Linked DNA regions of Homo sapiens: region 2 is linked to region 1. The links are chromatin contacts, found by Hi-C in ENCODE. All regions are on one chromosome and are shown on one strand. The core of a region is the stretch at or near the end of the contact, and the rest is flanking DNA. Distances in the headings are between cores, read along the strand shown.

Evidence for each region. A loop is a pair of places that touch in the nucleus more often than their neighbours do. Pooled maps may share reads with other maps.
Region 2: a map of B cell shows a loop between it and region 1 (5-fold over the local background). The contact joins the promoter of ZNF37A here to the promoter of CUL2 in region 1. A Hi-C loop is called at or near these places in 3 of 168 maps with a recorded cell type or tissue (B cell, CD8-positive, alpha-beta T cell and naive thymus-derived CD4-positive, alpha-beta T cell) and 12 of 50 pooled maps.

Annotation. Positions count from the first base shown.
Region 1 is chr10:35,088,063-35,094,695 of GRCh38, reverse strand. It overlaps CUL2 (cullin 2), which reads left to right and starts at 4,355. Exons shown (of 21, transcript NM_003591.4): 1 at 4,355-4,517. RefSeq lists an enhancer at 3,935-4,074 and silencers at 3,993-4,181, 4,235-4,434, 4,455-4,584.
Region 2 is chr10:38,093,035-38,099,546 of GRCh38, reverse strand. It overlaps ZNF37A (zinc finger protein 37A), which reads right to left and starts at 5,210. Exons shown (of 8, transcript NM_001324250.3): 1 at 5,057-5,210; 2 at 4,323-4,616; 3 at 3,918-4,009; 4 at 3,743-3,803; 5 at 2,915-2,973. The coding sequence starts at 2,929. RefSeq lists an enhancer at 5,067-5,256.

The sequences.
Region 1 (6,633 bases), core at 3,106-5,605:
AATAAAGGGGGCTGTTATAGTGATTCATGGTTGGCACCCTTCACGCTCGATCACATTTCCAACCAGAGTTAAGAGGAACATGATGAGAGTGAAGGAATTTCATGAGTTAGAGCAGTGGTTCTCAAACTTTTCAGTTTCTTTACACGCTTAAAAATTACTCTAGCTGGGTGCAGTGGCTCCCGCCTGTAATCCCAGCACTTTGGGAGGCCCAGGCGGGCAAATCACCTGAGGTCAGGAGTTCAAGACCAGCCTGACCAACATGGTGAAACCCCATCTCTACTAAAAATACAAAATTAGCTGGGCGTGGTGGCACGTGCTTGTAATCTCAGCTACTCGGGAGGCTGAGGCAGGAGAATAGCTTGAACCTGGGAGGCGGAGGTTGCAGTGAGCCAAGATCGCACCATTGCACTCCAGCCTGGGCAACAAGAGCGAAACTCCATCTCAAAAAAAAAAAAAATTATCGAGGACTTAGAAGAGCTTATGTTCATGTGGGTTATATCTATTGTATTATGCCATTCTTGTATTGTTATAATGAAATACCTGAGACTGTGTAATTGATGAAATAAAGAGGTTTAATTGGCTCATGGTTCTGCAGGCTGTACAAGAAGCACGATCCTGGCATCTGCTCAGTGTCTAGGGAGGCCTCAGGAAACTATCTATCTATAAATAGTTATTGTATTAGAAATTTAAAGGATAAAAATTTTTAAATTACTGATTAATTTTAAAAATAATAAACCAAACACATTTAACATAAATTGCATGCTTTTATGAAAAATAACCATATTTTCCAAAATAAAAAAAATTTGATCAGAGGAAAAGGATTGCTTTTGTATTTTTGCAACTCTCTAAATATTTGATTTAATAGAAGATAGCTAGGTTCTCTATGGTTGAAATATATGAAGAAACTCAGGCCTTTGAAAGAAAATTAAATAGTCTTTTTGGATAATTATGGATATTCTTCTTTGATACTATAGTGAAATTCAACAAGTGGTAATTTCTTCTTCTTTTCTTTTCTTTTTTTTTTTTTTTTTTTTTTGAGAGAAGGTCTGCCTTTATTGCCCAGGCTGGGTGCAGTATGGCGTGATCTTGGCTCACTGCAACATCTGCCTCCCAGGTTCAAGTGATTCTCCCACCTCAGCCTCCCAAGAAGCTGTGACTACCAGCACACACCACCATGCCTGGCTAAATTTTGTATTTTTTGTAGAGATGGGGTTTTGCTATATTGTCCAGGCTGATCTCAAATTCCTACACTCAAGAGATCTGCCCACCTCAGCCTCCCAAAGTGCTGGGAGGCATGAGCCACCAAGTCTGTCAATTGTTCTTTCAAGTAAAAATGGCCTTCCATTGTAATGGCCAGATGGGTTCTTCTTGGCTACTGCACAGACAAAATTCACCGAGACCAAGGTATTGCAGTAGAGAAAGTGTTTAATTGACCCAAGGCCAGTCACATAGGAGAACTGGAGTTATCACTCAAATCAGTCTCCCCCTGGGTTGGAGGTTGGGGTTTTTATGGACAATTTGGTGAGCAGGGGACTAGAGAATGGGTTCTGCTGATGGGTTGGGGATGGAATCATAGGGGTGTGGAAAACAGTCCTTGAGTGCTGAGCCTGCCTCTGGGTGGGGCCATAGGACCAGTTCTGAGTCATGAGTCACGAGTCCAGGTGGGGTCAGTCTGAAAAATATCTCAAAAAGCAATCTAAAGTTGTACAATACTGATGTTATTTATAGGAGCAACTGGGGAAGTCACAAATCTTGTGACCTCTGGCCACATGACCCCTGAGCAGTAAGGGAGTATATTAATAGAAATATGCCTACACTTTAGCAAAGTTCACACCCCTCCCATAATCCTATTCTTGCTGCTTTTCATTAGTCTTCCAAAGGTGGTTTTTCATCCCTAAGCAAGAGCAGGGGTAGTTTTAGGGAGGAACTTAGCTTTCAAGTTAAACCATAAACTAACTTCCTCCCCAAATTAAGTTGGCCTATGCCCAGGAATGACCAGGAACACCTTGGAGGTCAGAAGCAAGATTAAATCAATGAGGTCAGATTCCTCTTACTATCATGTTTTGCAAAGGCAGTTTCACCATGAAAAATGCAGGTAGTTCAGCCTGTAAGTCAACCACACAAGTGCTTTTCTTCAAGACAGCCATCCCACTTTGGCATGCAGAAGTGCATGTGTACTTCCCATTTCTTCACACAGAGTATTAGAAAGACTTGTATTCAAGGGCCAAAATTTAATAAAATTAATGCTTCCGCTTCATCCAGGATATTCCTAAATCAATAGCCTTAAAAACTGGGAATGTATGGCAGTGAAGAATACAGCGATCCAATGACCACCCGGACAGGTTGGTGGCACTGTCTTGATCCCTGCTAAGGCATCAATAGTGTCCGTATTCCTTTGCACCATCAGTACAAAAACAAACTCAGTCAAAAAGACAGAGGAGGCCAGGCATGGTGGCTCACTCCTGTAATCCCAGAACTTTTGGGAGGCTGAGGTGGGCAGATCGCTTGAGCTCAGGAGTTCCAGAGGAGCCTGGGCAACATAGTGAGACCCCATGTCTACCAAAAATACAAAAATTAGCTGGGTGTGGTGGCGCACGCGCCTGTAGTCACAGCTGCTTCGGAAACTGAGATGGTACACTCGCTTGAGCCCAGGAGTTTGAGGCCGCAGTGAGCTATGATCAGGCCACTGCACTCCTGCACTCCAGCCTCAGCGACAGAGGGAGACCCTGTGTCAAAAACAAAAACAAAACAAAACAAAAAGCAGGGGGGGCCTGACACGGTGGCTCAGGCCTGTAATCCTAGCACTTTGGGAGGCTGAGGTGGGTGGATTGCCTGAGCTCAGGAGTTCAAGACCAGCCTGGGCAATGTGGTGACATGGTGAAACCCTGTCTCTACAAAATACAAAAAATTAGCCGGGTGTGGTGGCGGGCTTCTGTAATACCAGCTACTCGGGAAGCTGAGACAGGAGAATCACTTGAACCCGGGAGGTGCAGGTTGCAGTGAGCTGAGATTGTGCCGCCACTGCATTCCAGCCTGGGTGACAGAGCAAGACTCTGTATCCAAAAAAAAAAAGGACCAGACATATTGCATTGTTAACAAACTAGTTGTTAACCTTATGACCTCTGTAAAGGTCTCAGGGATTTCCAGAGGTCTGGGGACCACACTTTGAGAATCACTAGATTAAAAGGGGGAAAACATGGGAGGAAAAAAAGGTCACATAATGGAAACATACTGTTGGATTGAATTTCGTATATAAAAACCCTTTACTGAAATAAAGAGTAGAGACTTCAAGTACCAAGAGAAGCAGATTAGAAGAGGAGGAAGGCTCTAGGGACTGATCAGGTCTGGAGGCAGGGTTTTAAATGGGCCTTGAAGGGTTCGTGCAGTTTGGAAGGAAGGGATGGGAGGGAAAAGCTTGCTGAATCGTATAAATGAACAAGACCCTGATGGTGAGCTCTTGAGGATATGAAAGGCAAAAAGCACTAAGGCCGGGCTTTTGTTCCTCTGTGGCCCTGCATATATGAGGAGGTGATGAGTAATTCTATATTTTTATCAGCTTTACCGTTTAAAACTCCAAGGGAGGAAAACCCTTCAAACTGATAGGCTTGGGGCTTGGTGAAGGTGGGGTATTAGTGAAAAAGATGTGAAGTTTCTTTATCGAAAATACATGTATGTCCAAGAAATTCTCTGTAGATAAAAACTAACAAGAAAAAGAGTTTGTCAGAGAGGAAAAGTAGTTTTGCTAATTTATTTTTGATCATTTGCAAAGCCCATGGAAGTGTGTGGCAAGAGGATTGTGGTGTCTTAGGATATTCACATAGGTCTGAAACAAGGAAAACATACTTCTGTTGAAAGCACCATTCCAACATATTGTTATTAGCAGTCCCTGAACTAACGGGTAGTGGGTGGGTACTGTGTCCATCAGCTCAGCGAACCGCAATTGCCTCATTGACAGCAAGCCCAGCAAGGAATCACTTGGAATATTAATTTCCGTGGCCTTTCGCAATCACACGAAGCTTGGCTCCCTGCGCTTGCCGTAACGCGGCCTGTACCATTGCTTTCCGGGTGGCGGGGGGGATTTGGCAGCAGCGGAAGAAGGAGACCGGAGGGTGTGTGTTGGGCAAAGCCGGAGGCAGAGGAGGACGATTGTTTTACGGATCCCGTGATCGGCCCGTCCTTCTCCCCTTTCCCCCCCTCCCTACCGCCCCTGTCCCGCCGGGGAGCGGCGGCGGCCTTGGACTTTGCTGTCTTTCCTCGCGGAGACAGGTGAGTGTCGGCGCGCGGGCTCCCCGGGCTTCGCTCCCCACCCCCCGCGTCTCCGGGGCCGGTGGCGGCGGCCGGCCGGGGAGGCGGCCTCGGCGCACAGTAATGGCAGCGCTGTGAGCAGGGGAACGCGAGCTGACAGCCGCCGCCGCCGCCGCCTCCGCCCACCTTCCTCGCCGGGGCTTCGTCTTTCACTCCTTCGGGCTGCCTCCCCCTCCCCTTGTCCCCTGCCCCTTGCCCTGCTTCTGCAGAAGGTAACCCCGCTGAGGGTCGGGGAGCCGGGCTGCAGGCGCCGGGAAACTTCCCTTCCCGGTTAATGGGTGGCGGGGCTGGGGCGGAGGAGAGGAGTTGGGGGCGACGAGGTGTGGGGAGAGGGATGAAAGGGGGAGGCCCGGGAAGATGGTATCCTGTAAGTGACCTCGGCTCCCCAGAGCGCTGACCCGTAAGCCCTGCCACCCCCTGGACTGGATCCCGGGCCTCCCCAACCCGATCTTGGCCGCCTCTCCCGCGGCCCCATTTTCCTTCGAAGGAGGGAAGGTGAGAGTGCGTGTATTCTTCTACATATTTACGTGCTCACACGAATACACAACTCTGTGTGTTTGTGTGTGTGTGTGGGGGGGGGCATCTCATGCATCCTTACCCCGAGTGTTTTCACTTTTGTTTCCGCAGACTGCAAAGATTGATAGCTTTGGGGAGGAGTATCCTACGTGCATGCTAGACTTCTTGTCTCAACCCTTAGGGTCTGGTGAAATAAGATCCTCACACGCTTTCTAGCACTTGCTTACCCTCTAGAGAGTCTGGACCATTCCCTACCATTACGTGCATGCAAATAAAACATCTGTGAATTGCAGACTGTTATTAATGTTAAGTCCACATCTTTGCCCCATGGATTAATATTAACAGTTGAAGGCCAGTACCCTGGGCGTTTAAATTTTGAAGATAAGATGCAAAATATTAACGTTCGCTATAGATTGTGACTGTTCAACATAAACGTCTTTGAACTAGACCTGGCCAAGCCTACCTTCGTAGTAAAGTATCGGAAATAATCACTTTGATCTGATTGACAACTGACTACATAATAATCGCTTAAAAACATTCAAAACACTGTTGCCTACCCTTTAGAATCTTACATTCCTTTTCAAGACAGACACATGAACAAATGAGCTATACTTTGCTTCTTTTGCCCTTATACAGTATCTGGAAGATCCTTCCAAAAGAGTCGCGTGAGATAAGAGAAGTACACAGTTTTTTTGTTTTGAGATGGAGTTTTGCTCTTGTCACCCAGGCTGGAGTGCAGTGGTGCGATCTCGGCTCACTGCAACCTCCGCCTCCCGGGTTCAAGCAATTCTTCTGCCTTAGCCTTCCATGTAGCTGGGATTACTGGCATGCGCCACCATGCCCGGCTAATTTTGTATTTTTAGTGGAGATGGGGTTTCACCATGTTGGCCAGGCTGGTCTTGAACTCCTGACCTCAGGTGATTCGCCTGCTTAGGCCTCCCAAAGTGCTGGGATTACAGGCCTGAGCTACTGCGCCCAGCCCACAGTGTTTTGAATTACTTGTTTTTTTCAATTGCTGTTTATGAGTTGGGGGAACATTTCTACAATGTGCATGCACATAGCGTGGGAAAAATTCCTTTTCAATTGCTTTTTGAGTATTTGGATGTTCTCCTGCATCTGAAATACTCTTCATTCTCCATCCTTGCTGGTGGCTTTCAGTGTTCTATAAATGTGAAGATTATCCATGTCTTTTACCCTCACCAGTTTGTCACTAGATTAAACGTTATGGACCTTCTTTAAAGTCATTTTTGCGTTGTCTGGCAGTTGACAGATATTTATTAAGCACCTGGTTTATTTGTCAAGCAGGGCTGCAGGCATTAAGGTTACAAGGGTAAACAAGACACATTACATTTCTTTTTTTTTTTTTTTTTTTTTTGAGGCGGAGTCTCGCTCTGTCACCAGGCTGAAGTGCGGTGGCACGATCTGGGCTCACTGCAACCTCCCAGTTCAAGCAATTCTCCTGCCTCAGCCTCCTGAGTAGCTGGCACTACAGGCGCACGTCACCACGCCCAGCTAATTTTTGTATTTTTAGTAGAGACTGGGTTTCAACATGTTGGCCAGGGTGGTCTTGATCTCTTGACCTCATGATCCGCCCTCCTCAGCCTCCCAGAGTGCTGGGATTATAGGCGTGAGCCACCACACCTGTCCAACCCATTAAATTTCTATCCTCTTGGAGTGTCACTTCTGGCTTGGGATGGAGAGACAGACAGTATATAAGAAATAATCTCAGAGAATAAGTGCTGTGTGGGAAATAAGGTAAGGAGTTGTGGTAGTGATTGGGAGATTACTTCAGATACTGTAACCAGAAAAGAA
Region 2 (6,512 bases), core at 3,961-6,460, 3.0 Mb before region 1:
AAGGAGGAAGGAACCCAAATGTCCACTGACAGATGAATTAATAAAACATGGGTACAATGAAATATCATTCAACATTAAAAAGGAGATAAATTCTGACACATGCTACAACACTGAGGAAGCTTGAGGACATTATGCTAGGTGAAATAAGACTGTTACAATAAGACAAATACTGTATGATTTCACTTAAATGAGATATAGCAAAAGTAGTGAAACTCATAGAACAGAAAGTAGGATGGTGGTTGCCAGGGGCAAGGAGGAAGGGAAAATGGGGAGTTACTGTTTAATAGGTACAGAATTTCAATTTTCCAAGATGAAAAAGTTCTGGAGATTATATGTACGATATGAATACACATACATAACACTGCTTCTGAATTGTACATCCCAAAATGGTTAAGATTGCTAAAACAAAAAACTAACAATAAATAAAGATTCCTGCTTTGGCCACATATATTCAACATTGTACTAAAAATTCCAGCCACAGCAATTAGGCTAAATAAATACACACACCCAAATTGGAAAGAAATAAAAATATTTTCGTTTGCAGATGACATGATCTTATATGCAAAAAATACTGAAGTATCCACAAAGGAACTACTACAAGTAGGAAACAAATTCAGCAAAATTACAGGATACAAGATCAACACTCAAAAATTAGTTGTGCACAGTCAAAAAGCAAATTAACAATTCCACTTATAATAGCATTTAAACAAAAAAATTTTAGGCTTATGGGCCATTACAGTCTCTACTGCAACCAGTCAATTCTGCCCTCGTAGTGTGAAAGTACCCACAGACTATACATAAATACATGAGTATGGCTGAGTCTCAATAAAACTTTATAGACACTGAAGTCTGAATTTCATATAATTTACAATAGCATTTAAATGAAAAACTAATAAATTTAAGCAAGGATATGCAACACTTGTACACTGAAAACTACAAAACATTAATGAAGGAAAGAAGACCTAGGGGAAAAAAATCTTACATTCATGGATTATAAGATTTAATATTAAGATGATAACACTCCCCAAAGTGTTATTACCCACTCCAATACTTACCCAATGCAATACTTATCAAAAACTCAACATACTTTTTTGCAGAAATAGAAAAGCTAACTAAAAATTCCTATGGATTGCAAAGCACCCTGCTGTGGAAAACTGTCAGTTTCACAATAAATTAAACGTAAACTTACCATATGACCCAGCAATTTCACTCGTAGGTATATACCCAGAACAACTGAGAGCATGTATTCTAACAAATATTTGTACATGAATGCTCATAGGAGCACTATTCACGATAGCGAAACACAGGATGACCCCCAATGTCCATCAACAGATGAATGGATAAACAAAAGTTGGTATATCCATATAATAGAATATTGTTCAGTCATAAAAAGGGACAAAGTACTGATATACAACTACAACATAAATGGGTCTTGAAAACATTATTCTAAGTGAGAGATCAGACACAAAAGGCTACAAATTGTATGATTCCATTTGTATGCCATATCTAAAACAGGCATATCTATAAAGACAGGAGATTATTGGTTGCTAGGGGCTGGAGCAGAGGGGAAAAAGGGAGCAACTGCTTATTAAGTTACAACACTGCTTATTAAGGGTACTATGTTTCCTTTTGGTGTGATGAAAATATTCCAGAAATAAATGGTGGTTATGGTGGTACAACATTGTGAACGTACTAAAGTCATTGAATTCTATACTTTAAAATGGCTTAATTGTGAATTTCATGTGATGTGTATTTTACCATAATTTTTTTTTTAGGTAGAATCTCTTGAAAGTTATTGCAAATATTCCAGTTCTGCCCAGTCTCTAGGGCTGTCACAAAGCCTGCCACATCCTAACAACCCATGATCACCCTAGCCTACCAGGACTGTTTCTTTAAACAACCATAAGTCCTAATGCTACACAATTCATGTGATTTTTTTTTTTTTTTTTTTTTTTTTTTTTTTGAGACAGAGTCTCACTCTGTCACCCAGGCTGGAGTGCAGTGGTGCAATCTCAATCTCGGCTCACTGCACCCTCCGCCTCCTGGGTTCAAGCGATTCTCCTGCCTCAGCCTCCTGACTAGCTGGGATTACAGGTGCACGCCAACATGCCAAGCTAATTTTTGTATTTTTAGTAGAGACGGGGTTTCACCATGTTGGTCAGGCTGGTCTCGGACTCCTGACCTCATGATCCACCCACCTCGCCCTCCCAAAGTGTTGGGATTATAGGCATGAGCCACCTAGCCCGGCCTATTTGAATTTTTTAATCACATACTTTCTCTTGATATCGCTTAAGTTTTCCCCTGGACTGCACATGAATTATTCACTTCGTTGTACTACTTTTTCATGTAACTGCAAGATTGTCATCAGAAGTTTCACAGTGTCACCTAATAAAGCCCATTGACAAACTGTTTTATGTTCCAGTTTCACAACTCTGTGAGATCACAAGATCTGCATTCACTTACATGACATTTTTGTTTTACTCTTCATCAACTCTTTATCAGAAATCAGCAAACATTTTCTGTAAAGGGTCTCACAGTAAATATTTTAGGCTTGTGGGCCATTACAGTCTCTGCTGCAACCAGTCAACTCTGCCCTCATAGTATGAAAGTACCAACAGACAACACATAAATACATGAGTATAGCTGAGTCCCAATAAAACTTTATATATAATGAAATCTGAATTTCATATAATTCTTGTTTTTTTTCCCTCAGCCACCTAAAAATATAAAAACCATCCTTCGTTTGTGGACCATAAAAAAACATGCGGCAGGCTGCATTTGACCCATGAAATGTAATGTGACCTCTCCTCTATATTTTCCCTGATGTTATTTCTACTTTCATATGAATGTATAGACATTTTTTAAACCTCAATAATTACTTTTAAGCAAAACGGTGAAAAAATAAACAACTTACCTGGGATGTGATCATCTTCCACTGGTGTTGGAAGAGCAGAGCAAACTGTGAGGGTGTAGCTGAGAAATAAGAAAAGATCATGAGTGATGTCACTTGCCTTAAAAGGTCCACTTCGCAGCCGGCAAAACATCTCTGAAAGGGAGATACTCACACGCCCATGCATGACTCTGGCATGATTATGTACTGCTTGGACTCATTAGTTTTCAAATGTAAAAACGTTTGTTTTCTACTGACTTAAAAACAATTTATGCTGTACTCTAACAGAGTATGCAAACCGATATATTAAACTAATTAAGCAAGTTAGGAAAAGCCAAAGAGTGGAACATAATACTTTCATTAAAACTGATGCTAAACAAAAATACTCAGGTTTTAATCTTTATTACAAACCAGAGAATCCCAACAAGGTTTTGAAAAAAGCGATGTGGTATTTTTCAGCCCAGTTTTTTTTGTTTGTTTGTTTGCTTTTTTGAGACAGAGTCCTGCCCTGTTTGTTGCCCAGGCTGGAGTGCGATGGCATGATCTCGACTCACCGCAACCTCCTGCCTCAGCCTCCCAAGTCGCTGGGACTACAGGTGCGCACCACCACACCCGGCTAATTTTTTGCATTTTTAGTAGAGACGGGGTTTCACCATGTTGGCCAGGCTGGTCTCGAACTCCTGACCTCTTGATCCACCCCCCTCAGCCTCCCAAAGTGCTGGGATTACTGGCGTGAACCACCGTGCCCAGCCCAGCCCAGTTTTTTTGGAAGGAAAACGAACTTGCTCTAACTTGATTTGAGGTTCTCAAAACAATCTTTGGATTTAAAAAAGCAAACTGATTTTTACTTACTCTGTTGTCAACGCAGCAAACACCCTCCTGAGTCCTCAAGCGACTCTGTCTGTTCTTGACTCTGCCACAACAAAATGTGTCAATGTCATCAGTAACTTAACACGTTAAGCTCGTTTCCTGTCCACCCCACCCCATCCCATCTTTTAAATAAAGCGTAAATAGATAACTTACAGACCTTTCTCGCGGCTGTACCTCTGATTCTGTAAGATCAAGATGGGGGCATCCGTACATCTCTAGTTGTGCTGCAGTGCGCCAGCAGCTCAGCATCTAGAACGAGCGAGTAACGAATCCAGGCATGGAGGGTGCTGTCCTCCACTTGGCTGCTAAGCTCTTCCCTCCGCATGATGCCTTCACAACTCCCCAAGAAGCGGTGCTGTCTGCTCCTTCGGCCTTGCCCTCTTCTGCCCCCACATCTGAATGGGCACAAAGCTCCCAGCCTGTGGGGGTCTGGAAAGGACACAAATCGAGCCTCTGCTCCTCCCACCCGTGCTCTAGATCTCTAGTGAGGTGTCAGCCCAACGGGTTGGGTGTCCTCCTAGGAGGGCCCCTGGGCCCTCGCCCCCCACCCTTCCCTTCTTACCCCACAACAGCTGCTTTGCTCCAAGACAGCTGGGCCTAAGCCCTTTGGTTCGAATCCTCATTCAAGACAGAAAGCTCCTACATCTTCCTGTCACTTGAGCCATGAGCTGGACCCTCTGAAAATGCCCACTGGTGCTAATGGGGACACAGGCGAGGCTGGACAGTGCCGGAGGGCCTGGGGTGCCTCCCTCCGCGTGCGCGGCCTCACAGGTCAGTGGAAACAAGAAATTCCCCAATCCACAGCCACGATGACTTCAAAATACTTCCCGAAGACATCAGGCAATGAAGCTGCGACCTGCGAGGACACAGCAAGCCGAGTGACGCTGGCCAGAGGCTGGGTGTGGAGTCCGCGCCTGCAGGGTCCCTCCCCGCCCCGCGGGCGCTTCCCCCCACCCCATTCGCCTCGGCATCGCAGTGACACCGCGGCGACGCCGACCACAGGTGGTTGTGAGGACAGCGAGATTCTGAGGGGAAAGAATGAGAGAAGCGCGCATCTATTGGGCAGAAGGCCCGTTTCTGCGCCGTCCTGCGGAGGCCTCCGGGCATCCTTCACCTCAGGGAAGAGAAAATCCAACCTCACTTGTCACAGGCGCGGGACTTGCGCATTCCCTTTGGGAGCACAAGAACCGAGGCAGGATTCGGACCCAGGCCAGGCGGCAAAGGCGTTCCCTCTCTCCCACCCCCAGGCCGCGCGGAACCCCCAGTCCACCCTCGCCCCTGCCCTCCCTTACTCACCCTCCGCGTCCTCTACCCGGACGCCAGGAGATGCCGGGAGCCCTCCCCGTCAGAGTGCCGGGGAGAAAAACAAACCTGGAGCCATATGGCAGACATGCCCAGAAGGCCCGAAGCGGCTCCCGCGACGGGGGCCGAAAAGTGCACACTACATCTCCCACAAGTCCTCGCGCCGCTCCCTTAGAAAGTGCACGCTTCATTTCCCACAAGCCCTCGCGCCGCTCCCTTAGAAAGTGCAGACTACATTTCCCACAAGCCCTCGCGCCACTCCTTTTGAAAGGGCATGAGGTTTCAGCCGCATTGGGCAGTTAGTTCCCAGATGCGGCAAGTGCAGTACTGCAGTTTTATTCGTTAGCTGAAATAAATTATGAGTATTTAAATTACACAGCTTTCTCATGAATTACATCCCCCTGATGATTTGGCCGTCCTCAACACTTCCTCATTTGGCAGAATTCACGAGTGGAATTTCTCCAGACGAGGTCGGTTCCTGTGGCCCCGCGACGCTGCCGCAGCACCACCTACACTTGCGCCAGTGTGGAGAGCTTCACTTGCTCCTTTCTGGTCCATTGGACGCTAACCGTGAGAAAACACGCTGGACATGAGCATTACCAGCCTGTAAGCTGTCGTAAAGATAACTCGGAATTGCTCTTCAAATTTTATTTGTTAAACCACGTAATACCATCTTGCATGGCAAACATGCATTTTCCATTCTTCAGGAGTATGCAGGATCTCTTGATCACGATAACTTTTTAAAGTTCACAGGCAGAGGTAATACAGGAGTGGAAAACCAAAAACCGTAGGTTCTCACTTATAAGTGGGAGCTAAGCTATGAGTACGCAGAGGCATACAGAGTGATATAATGGACTTTAGAGACTCAGAAGGGGCTGGTAGGAAGGAGGCCGGAGGTTAAAAAAACTACACATGGCCAGGCGCGGTGGCTCACGCCTGTAGTCTCAGCACTTTGGGAGGCGGAGGCGGGTGGATCACGAAGTCAGGAGTTCAAGACCAGCCTAGGTAACACGGTGAAACCCCGTCTCCACTAAAACTACAAAATTAGCTGGGCGTGGTGGCACACACCTGCAGTCCCAGCTATTTGGGAGGCTGAGGCAGGGGAATCCCTTGAACTCGAGAGGTGGAGGTTGTAGTGAGCTGAAATCGCGCCATTGCACTTCAGCTTGGGCAACAAGAGCAAAACTCCATCTCAAAAATGAAAAAAAAAAAACTATACATTAGGTACAGTGTACACTACTCAGGTGACAGGTGCACTAAAATCTCAGAATCCACCACTTTATAATTCATCCATAACCAAAAACCACTTGTACTCCAAAAGCTATTGAAGTTTAAGTTAAAATAAAAATAAAAAATAAATGTCCACTGACCAAAAAAGAAGCATTTTTCTCCATTTCTATTCCCTTCTTTACCACCACTGATGATAATCCCACTTGTTCCCATGCTGGAA